Linked DNA regions of Homo sapiens: region 2 is linked to region 1. Evidence: read pairs that join two places in POLR2A ChIA-PET (ENCODE). Cell type or tissue: B cell. All regions are shown on one strand. Links, peaks and the distances in the headings refer to the core of each region. The heading gives the core; the rest is flanking DNA. Region 1 overlaps DHX57 (DExH-box helicase 57). Region 2 overlaps SOS1 (SOS Ras/Rac guanine nucleotide exchange factor 1).

What was found. ChIA-PET counts read pairs that join two places held together with the same protein. Peaks named below come from ENCODE experiments on the same cell type or tissue, not always from the same donor. Only the 100,000 strongest peaks of a DNase experiment are listed, where the experiment ranks them.
Region 2: POLR2A ChIA-PET joins it to region 1 with 9 read pairs; 2 of 35 experiments call an interaction of 5 or more read pairs at or near these places.

Annotation. Positions count from the first base shown.
Region 1 is chr2:38,803,806-38,808,203 of GRCh38, forward strand. DHX57 (DExH-box helicase 57) reads right to left here. Exons shown (of 24, transcript NM_198963.3): 22 at 2,754-2,888. Among named protein-coding and RNA genes, the nearest start is that of GEMIN6, 28 kb to the left of the region's middle. In B cell, for the core only: no CTCF peak of the experiment used is centred there; a DNase peak (open chromatin) is centred at 2,396; H3K4me3 peaks cover 808 bases; H3K27ac peaks cover 1,859 bases.
Region 2 is chr2:39,027,377-39,031,774 of GRCh38, forward strand. All of the region lies in intron 8 of SOS1 (SOS Ras/Rac guanine nucleotide exchange factor 1), which reads right to left. Among named protein-coding and RNA genes, the nearest start is that of SOS1, 91 kb to the right of the region's middle. In B cell, for the core only: no CTCF peak of the experiment used is centred there; no DNase peak of the experiment used is centred there.

The DNA of each region.
Region 1 (4,398 bases), core at 185-4,184:
CAGTCTCGCTCTGTCACCCAGGCTGGAGTGCAGTGGCATGATCTTGGCTCACTGCAACCTCTACCTCCTAGGTTCAAGTGATTCCCCTGCCTCAGCCTCCCAAGTAGCTGGGACTACAGGCTTGCACTATCACACCTGGCGAATTTTTGTATTTTTAGTAGAGATGGGGTTTCACCATGTTGGCCAGGCTGGTCTCAAACTCCTGACCTCAAGTCATCCGCCCGCCTCGGCCTTTCAAAGGGCTGGGATTATAGGCACCCAGCTACCAATTTAGTACAAACCATTGTCATCTCACAGAAACCACTGTGATGCCTTCTAGAGTGCTGTCCCCACTTCTAGTTTTGCATTTTTATAGTGTCTTTCCTACCCAGCAATCAAGGTGATCTTTTAAAAACATAAGTCTGGCAGGGCGTGGTGGCTCACGCCTGTAATCCCAGCACTTTGGGAAACTGAGGCAGGTGGATCACCTGAGGCCAGGAGTTTGAAACTGGCCTGGCTAACATGGTGAGACCCCGTCTCTACAAAACTGCAAAAATTAGCTGGGAGCGATGACACATGCCTGTAATCCCAGCTACTCAGGGGGCTGAGGCATGAGAATCCCTTGAACCTGGGAAGTGGAGGTTGCAGTGAGCTGAGATTGTGCCACTGCACTCTAGCCTGGGTGACAGAGAGAGACTCTGTCTCAATAAATAAATAAAATAAAAATAAAAATAAAAACAAAAACAATAAGTCCAATTATGGCTCAAAACCCTCCAATGGTGTCCAAGGATAAAAATCTCAAGTCCTTGCCATGGCTACCAGGTCCACCCAGCCCTACCCCACCCCTGCCTACTCGTCCCCGTGCATCTCCCACCACTCTCACCCTTGATCATCCCTCTCCACTGGCCTCTTCATGCATTTCCTGGAACACACCAAATACACTCCCACCTTGTGATGTTTGCACTTATGTCCTCTGCTGGAATGTTTCTCCTTTCTCTCTATCTGCATGACTTGCTCTTCATTTAGGATTTGCTCAGTTGTTTCTCATCCCGGAGTTCTTCCCTGACCACCCCACGTGCAGGGCCCCTCTCCTGTCACTCTCTGTCTCTCTATCCTGCTCTATTTTGCTTTATAGCATTACCTGAGATTCTGTTTACTTATGTATTGCCTGTCTCCCTCACTAGAACATAAGCTTCTTGAGGGCAGAGACTGTGTCCATCTAGTTTCTTCCACTGTCCTCAACAGCCTACAACAGTGCCTGGCACAGATTAGGCGCTAGTAGATATTACATGGATACATGAACGATTTGGATTCTCAAAAGAGGAGTAGTTCTTTCTTGAGAAACATGCAAAACAACAACAACAAAAAGTATATATAAAAAAGGAGGGGGTGTGGAGCTAACTCAGGCGTCTGGTTCCTAACAGGCTGAAAAGGCAGATGACCTCCTGACCCTCAAACTCCTCTAAGCTTAAGGAAATCCTTTCCAGGCTTTGTGAACATGGTCCTCAGTAGTTCCAGAGGATAGAGCAGCCTGAATGTTTCAAATTTGGTGACAAGGTATAGGAAGGGCCATGTAAGGAGTCATGTGAGAGTGTGTGGTACACTCTGGATATGAAGATTTAAGCAAGGAATTGACATAGTCTAATTGATGTTTTGTAAAGGTAATTCTGGCAGCAGTAGAGTAGTAGAAGGTTGGAGACAGAAAGCACCAGATGTAAGATTATTATAGAATTTCAGGCAAATGATGTTTGGGGTTTGAGCTAAGGAAGTGGCAGTGGGGATAAAAGGCAAATCTTAGAGATGTCAACAAGGAGGCATTCTTGGGACCTGGTGACCAACTCAGTTGGCATAAGAAAAGAAGTGGGAGTCTATGTGACTTCAGGGTTCTGGTTTTGATGGTATCATTCCACCAAGACAGCACAGAAAGAGAAGAGTGAATTGGGGATCATTGAGTTTGATTTTTCAGCTTTTATGTTTGAGATGACTAAAAGACTTCTAGCTGATGTTTTCCAGCAGGAGAGCTCAGAAAAAAACTGCAGGTCTGGAGAGACAGATTTGGGGTCTGCGTCTGTGTGTAAGTGGCAGTTGGGATGTGTAAGTGCTGTTGTGCCTTTGGTGGTTCAGGAAGAGGGCATGATGGTGAGAGAATAAGGACAAAGGATAGAACCACTGTTTCAGAGCAAAGGAAGATAAGCTAATAAAGGAGATAGAGGGGATGAATAGAGAGAGAGAAGAAAGTGATATTTCAGAAGCAAAAATAACATCAAGGAGAATTTCAAGAGGAAGACAGATTAGCAATGTCAAATACCATGTGAGAGGTGGCATGATGAGGACCAAGGGATGACACTGGCTTTGACAACTAAGAAGTTATTTGTTACTTCTGATGGGTTTAGTGAAGTGGTGGGGGCAGAAGCCTCAGTGGCAGGCTGAGAGCTGAGGAAGTGGTATGCAAGAATAGGTCATTCATTTCCTTTTAAGGCACAGATTCAGTGATGTAATTAGCTCATGACTTCAATTACCATTGCAAAGAAACAATTTTATATCTGAAAGCAGGCTTGAGTACTTTTTGGTATTCAGTAGAATTTTCTTCAAATGGAAATAGTCTTTCCAGAAATAGTCCAATTTCCAGTCTGTTTATTCTTATTCAATCTTCCCTCAGTCAGTGGTATTGCTGGGGACAGCAAGTGATAGAACATGGTGTGGCTGAATTTAAGGAATTGCATTTCCTACCCCAGGACGACCTGTAAACATTAAGTATACTCCACCATTCTGACCTGATAGTTCACTGATGAAGGGTGAATGTGTACATATCCATCGTTCTTGGTGACAAACTTCAACTCAGCTGATTTTGGTTGCATTCTGACAGCTCCAGTACTGGTCTTCTGAAATTTTCCTTCTGGGCTTTTCACCTAAACAACAAGTATTTGTAAAAATAGACATATAATATATATATTCTCATAGAAAGTATCTCTTGGCACAAAAGCACAAAACCAGTCTTGCTCAGTCTTGCTTGAATAGCTTTCCTGTTTGTTCCCTTTCTTTCTTATTTTGTTTCCTTCTGAAAGCAGAACAAGCACATGCTTTTTTTTTTTTTTTTCCACCAAGAAGTATGAATATAGGTGCAGTGGCTCTGGGTGTCTATACCACATTGAGGCCATGTGGGAGAAAACTATATTGATATTTTGGGTCTGTACTGATGATCAGGTGCAGTGACCCAGCTGATGACACTGGACCAGAGATCTGAGTATCCCAATCCCAACACATTTCTTGTTTTGTTTTGTTTTTTTTGAGACCGAGTCTCACTCTGTCTCTCAGGCCAGAGTGCACTGGTGCGATCTCGGCTCACTGCAACCTCCGCCTCCCAGGTTCATGCAATTCTCCTGCATTAGGCTCCCAAGTAGCTGGGATTACAAGTGTGCGCCACCACACCCAGCTAATTTTTGTATTTTTAGTAGACATGTGGTTTCACCATGTTGGCAAGGCTGGTCTTGAACTCCTGACCTCAAGCGATCTGCCTGCCTCGGCCTCCCAAAGTGCTGGATTACAGGCGTGAGCCACTACAACCGGACCAGTAAATATAACTTTTTTTTTGAGACGTAGTCTCCCTCCGTTGCCCAGGCTGGAGTGCAGTGAAGTGATCTGGGCTCACTGCAAGTTCCGCCTCCCGGGTTCACGCCATTCTCCTGCCTCAGCCTCCCTAGTAGCTGGGACTACAGGCGCCCGCCGCCACACCCGGCTAATTTTTTGTATTTTTAGTAGAGACGGGGTTTCACCATGTTAGCCAGGATGGTCTCGATCTCCTGACCTTGTGATCCACCTGCGTCGGCCTCCCAAAATGCTGGGATTACAGGTGTGAGCCACTGCGCCCGGCCTTTTTTTTGAGACGGAGTTTCGCTCTTGTTGCCCAGGCTGGAGTGCAACGGTGCAATCTCGGCTCACTGCAACCTCCGCCTCCTGGGTTCAAGTGATTCTCCTGCCTCAGCATCCCAAGTAGCTGGGATTACAGGCATGAGCACCACGCCTGGCTAATTTTGTATCTTCAGTGTAGAAGTGGTTTCTCCATGTTGGTCAGGCTGGTCTCGAACTCCTGACCTCAGGTGATCTACTTCCCTCTGTCTCCCAAAGTGCTGGGATTACAGGCGTGAGCCACTGTGTCTTGCCTTTTTTTTTTTTTTTTTTTTTTTTTTTTGAGATGGAGTCTTGTTGTGTCACCAGGCTGGAGTGCAGTGGCGTGATGTTGGCTCACTGCAACCTCCGCCTCTCGGGTTCAAGTGATTCTCCTGCCTCAGCCTCTTGAGTAGCTGGGACTAAAGGTGCACGCCACCACACTCAGCTAATTTTTGTATTTTTAGTAGAGACAGGGTTTCACCATGTTGGTCAGGATGGTCTCGATCTCTTGACCTTGTGATCTACCCACCT
Region 2 (4,398 bases), core at 86-4,085, 220 kb after region 1:
TCAAACCCATAAAACTTTCCTGATGAAATACTTTTAAAATGTCATTTTTACCTTTATAGCATTAGGCAAGCCTCTAAAATAAATTTCAGTGTAATAAATGACCTTTCTTCTACCACTTTTTGCTTCTTTTACTTAACATAGCTAATTTAAACTTGGCACTGGTGCAATATAATTCAAGCTAACTACCATCAAAAGGGTGGCTTATTGTGGCTACAGAGACAAAGCAGTGGCAATTAGTATGTAAATGAGACTCAACAAAGCAGCATCCTCTTGTTACCAGTGATATTCAATACCATGCTTTTCATGAGTGCCTATTTAATAATAATGTGCAATAGTAACAATTACATTTGTACAAAGGCAGTTTATTTGAATAGTTTTAAAAAAAGTACTAAATCCTGAGATTATATTACCATATGAGATTGTACTTAAACTCATCTAGGGAATCATATTATTATTTTTTTTTTTTTTTTGAGATGGAGTCTTGTTCTGTCTCCCAGGCTGGAGTGCAGTGGCACAATCTTAGCTCACTGCAACCTCCACACCTCCCAGGTTCAAGCGATTCTCCTACCTCAGCCTCCAGAGTAGCTGGGATTACAGCTGCGTGTTACCACACCCAGAAAATTTTTGTATTTTTAGTAGAGACAGGGTTTTGCCATGTTGGCCAGGCTGGTCTCGAACTCCTTGGCCTCCCAAAGTACTGGGATTACAGGCATGAGCCACTGTGCCCAGCCAGGAATCATATTTTAAAGCAGAATGAAAACTCATATGCTCTATTGAGATGATAAAATTTAACTTTTCACAAGAAAGAAACCACTTTTACCAGTGACGAATTTTTTTGGTCCCTTAGAAATAAGTAAAGAGGCAATAGTCAATATGGTGTGTTCCATATGCAAAGGAAACCCTGGGAGATAAATGGGATTAAATGTAAGGAGCTGTCAAAAGAAAAAGCTACAATGAATATAAAGAATATAGCAGTATTCAGGAGACTAAAACTCAAGAGTGTTTGATACATAAAAAATAAATTGTTGTACCCAGTGCATTTTATATGCTCAATTCACTCACAATCATATAATGGCTTCCCTTTGATTAAAAAAAGGAATGCTTGAATTCGTTTTTATTCCTTGGAATTAATTTCCTCCAACATGGCATTGTATACAACGAAGGAACTACCATTTACTTGAAGGCACTAACAGGCAGGTACTAGATCCACAATTCTTGACTTTCAGTCCCGTGACTTTTCACTATAATAGGTACCCAAATAACTGAAATGACTTTGAAAAACCTCAATATTCACTAAATAAAACCTATTCCATAGAACAGGTAAATTGCAATGCACAAGAATGACAAAGTATACACCCAAGAAATATACATTGTAATTGTCTAACATTTGGGATATAAAAATAAAGATCTCCATTTATTTTAAATATTATATACATAGAGCTCATCACAACGTAACAGAACACAAGCAAAGATTAGGTTCACATTTCGATTTTGGAATGTTATTTGCATACCGTTTGATGAGACACCACAGTGGATTACAACATAGAAAATGCAAAGAGTAACACTTGATTTACTAGCCCTCTTAGCAAATGTATGAAATATTATCCAAATTATTCCAGAACTAATTAACTAACTGCTGTGTAATTCAAGGCTTTTGCTCCTGTTTGCCATGACATCATTTTAAACATTCCACTAAAAGCTGAGGGAAAGAAAGGTCATGACATTCAAATAAATTATTATTTTATGGTACCAGCACACCTAAAAGGTATGGGTGGAGAAGATGAAATTCTTAATTAAAACGAAATTTCAATTCCAAACATTAAACAGGCAATCAACCCTAAAAAATGTTACGATATGTCATTTATGAAAACATATCTTTTAAAACCACCTCTCTGTTCTAATCAGAGAAAACATCACTAACTACAAATGTACCTCACAGCAGTCAAGTTTATTTAAAATTAAAAATTGGCCAGGTATAGTGGCTCACACCTGTAATCCCAGCATTTTGGGAGGCTGAGGTGGGCAGATCACTTGAGTCCAGGAGTTCAAGACTAGCCTGGACAACATAGCCAGATGCCGTCTCTACCAGAAAATAAAATTAGCCAGGCATGGTGGCGCACAACCAGAGTCCCAGCTACTCAGGAGGCTGAGGTAGGTGGATTAATTGAGCCTGGGAGGTTGAGGATGCAGTGAGCAGTGACTGTACCACTGCACTCCAGCCTGGGTGACAGAGTGAGACCCTGTCTCAAAAACAAAACAAAACAAAAAACAAAACCCCAAACACCAAAACCAAAAAATTAAATTAAAAATTGGAGTAATACAATAGTTAGCTGTTTGTTTACAATGGCTCCTGTGGTACGCTATCCTATGTTTAACTTTAGACATTCAACATTTGTGGTCAGCTCCAATACCATGTAGCTTTGAGCCGATGGTTTCTAGATAAGAATTTCTGAATTTAGAAAGCTGGTTCAAGGGAATGTACACTAGAGAGAACCTCCATTGATTCTCCACCAGACTCGGTGGCTTACGCCTATAATCCCTGTACTTTGGGAGGTCTAGGTGGGAGAAGCCCTTGAGCCCAGAAGTTTGAGACCACCCTGGGCAACAGAGCGACGTCTCATCTCTACAAATAAAAATTTTAAAAAATTAGCCAGGCGTGGTGGCATGTGCCTACGGTCCTAGCTACTTGTGAGGCTGAGGAATCACTTGAGCCCAGGTGGTCGAGGTTACAGTGAGCTGTGATAGCACCACTGCAATCCAGCCTGGGTGACAGAACAAGACTCCATCTCAATAAATAAATAAATAAAAATAAAAAATATAAGATCAGGATGAAATGATTAATTGGCCTAACACAAAAAAAGAAAACAGAAAAAAAAAAAAAAAAGCGAAAGAGGGGGAAAGAAAAGGCTGGGTGCATTGGCTCATGCCATTAACCCCAGCACTTTCGGAGGCCAATGTGGGAAGATCCCTTGAGCCCAGGAGTTTGAGATCAGCCTGGGCAACAAAATGGGACCTTGTCTCTACAAAAAAATAATTTAAAAAAATTAGTTGGGCATGGTAGTGCATGCCTGTAGTCTCAGTTACTTGGGAGGCTGAGATGAGAAGATTGTTTGAGCCCATGAGTTCCAGACTGTAGCAAGCTATGATCATACCACTGCGCTCCAGCCTGGGTGACAGAGCGAGACCTATCTCTAAAAAAGAGGGATGGGGGTGTTAGGGGGAAGCCAGCGTATAAAGCCAATGTAGCCAGTGTATATGCTGGAGAATCAGAACAACAAAAATTTAATTTTTATAGTGTACCAAAAACTTATTGTTAAGGGTTGAATTGTGTCCCCCATGAAAGATGTATTCAAGTCCTAACCCCTGGTACCTATGAATGTGATCTTCTTTGGAAATAGGATCTTGGCAGATGTAATCAAGTTGAGATGAGATCATCTTGGATTAGGGTGAGCCCTAAATCCACTGACTTGGTGTCTTTGTAAGAGAAAGGAAAGCGAGATTTGGATGCAGACACATAGAGAAGAACGTGAAGCTGTGAAGAAGCTGATGTGCAGATGGAGGCAAAGACGGGAGTGATGGCATCTATAAGCCAAGGACCACCAAGAATCGCTGGGGTCCACCAGAAGCTAGGCAGAGGCAGCAGGGATTCTTCCTTAGAGCCTTTAGAGAAAGTGTGGCCCTGCCCACACCCTGATTTCAGATTCCTCACCTCCAGAACTGTGAAAGAATAAATTTCTGTTGTTTATAAGCCTCTGACTTCGTGGTACTTTGCTGTGGCAGCCTTAGGAAACCAAATACACTCATGTACACACAACAACATAGACTTCAACCTGAATTTTAAAATAGAGGGAAACTTACTTTCCCCTAGGTTACAAGGACCCAGCATACAAGAAAAAGAATAGGCAATTCTCTAGGGAATTCAAAGTCATCCTGGATGGTTTTTTCTAAGGTTTGTTTGGGTGCATCTTGGGGAGAGGGAGATAAAATCCCATGTATAAGGAACAAAGAAAAAGTTAATACCTTTGTGGAACCAAACATGTACTGATTTGCTAACCTTTAAAATATTGGTCAGGCCAGGTGTGGGGGCTCGCACCTATAATCCCAGCACTTTGGGAGGCCGAGGTGGGCAGATCACTTGAGGTCAGGAGTTCGTGACCAGCCTGGCCAACATGGCAAAACCCTTTGTCTACTAAAAATACAAAAATTAGCCAGGCGTAGTGGCGGGCGTCTGTAATTCCAGCTACTTGGGAAGCAGGAGAATCACTTCAGACCGCAAGGCAGAGTTTGCAGTGAGCCAAGATCTTGCCACTGCACTCAAGCCTGGGCGACAGAGTGAGACTCTGTCTCAAAATAAAATAAAAATAAAATAAAATACTGGTCAATATATTTACTTAGCCC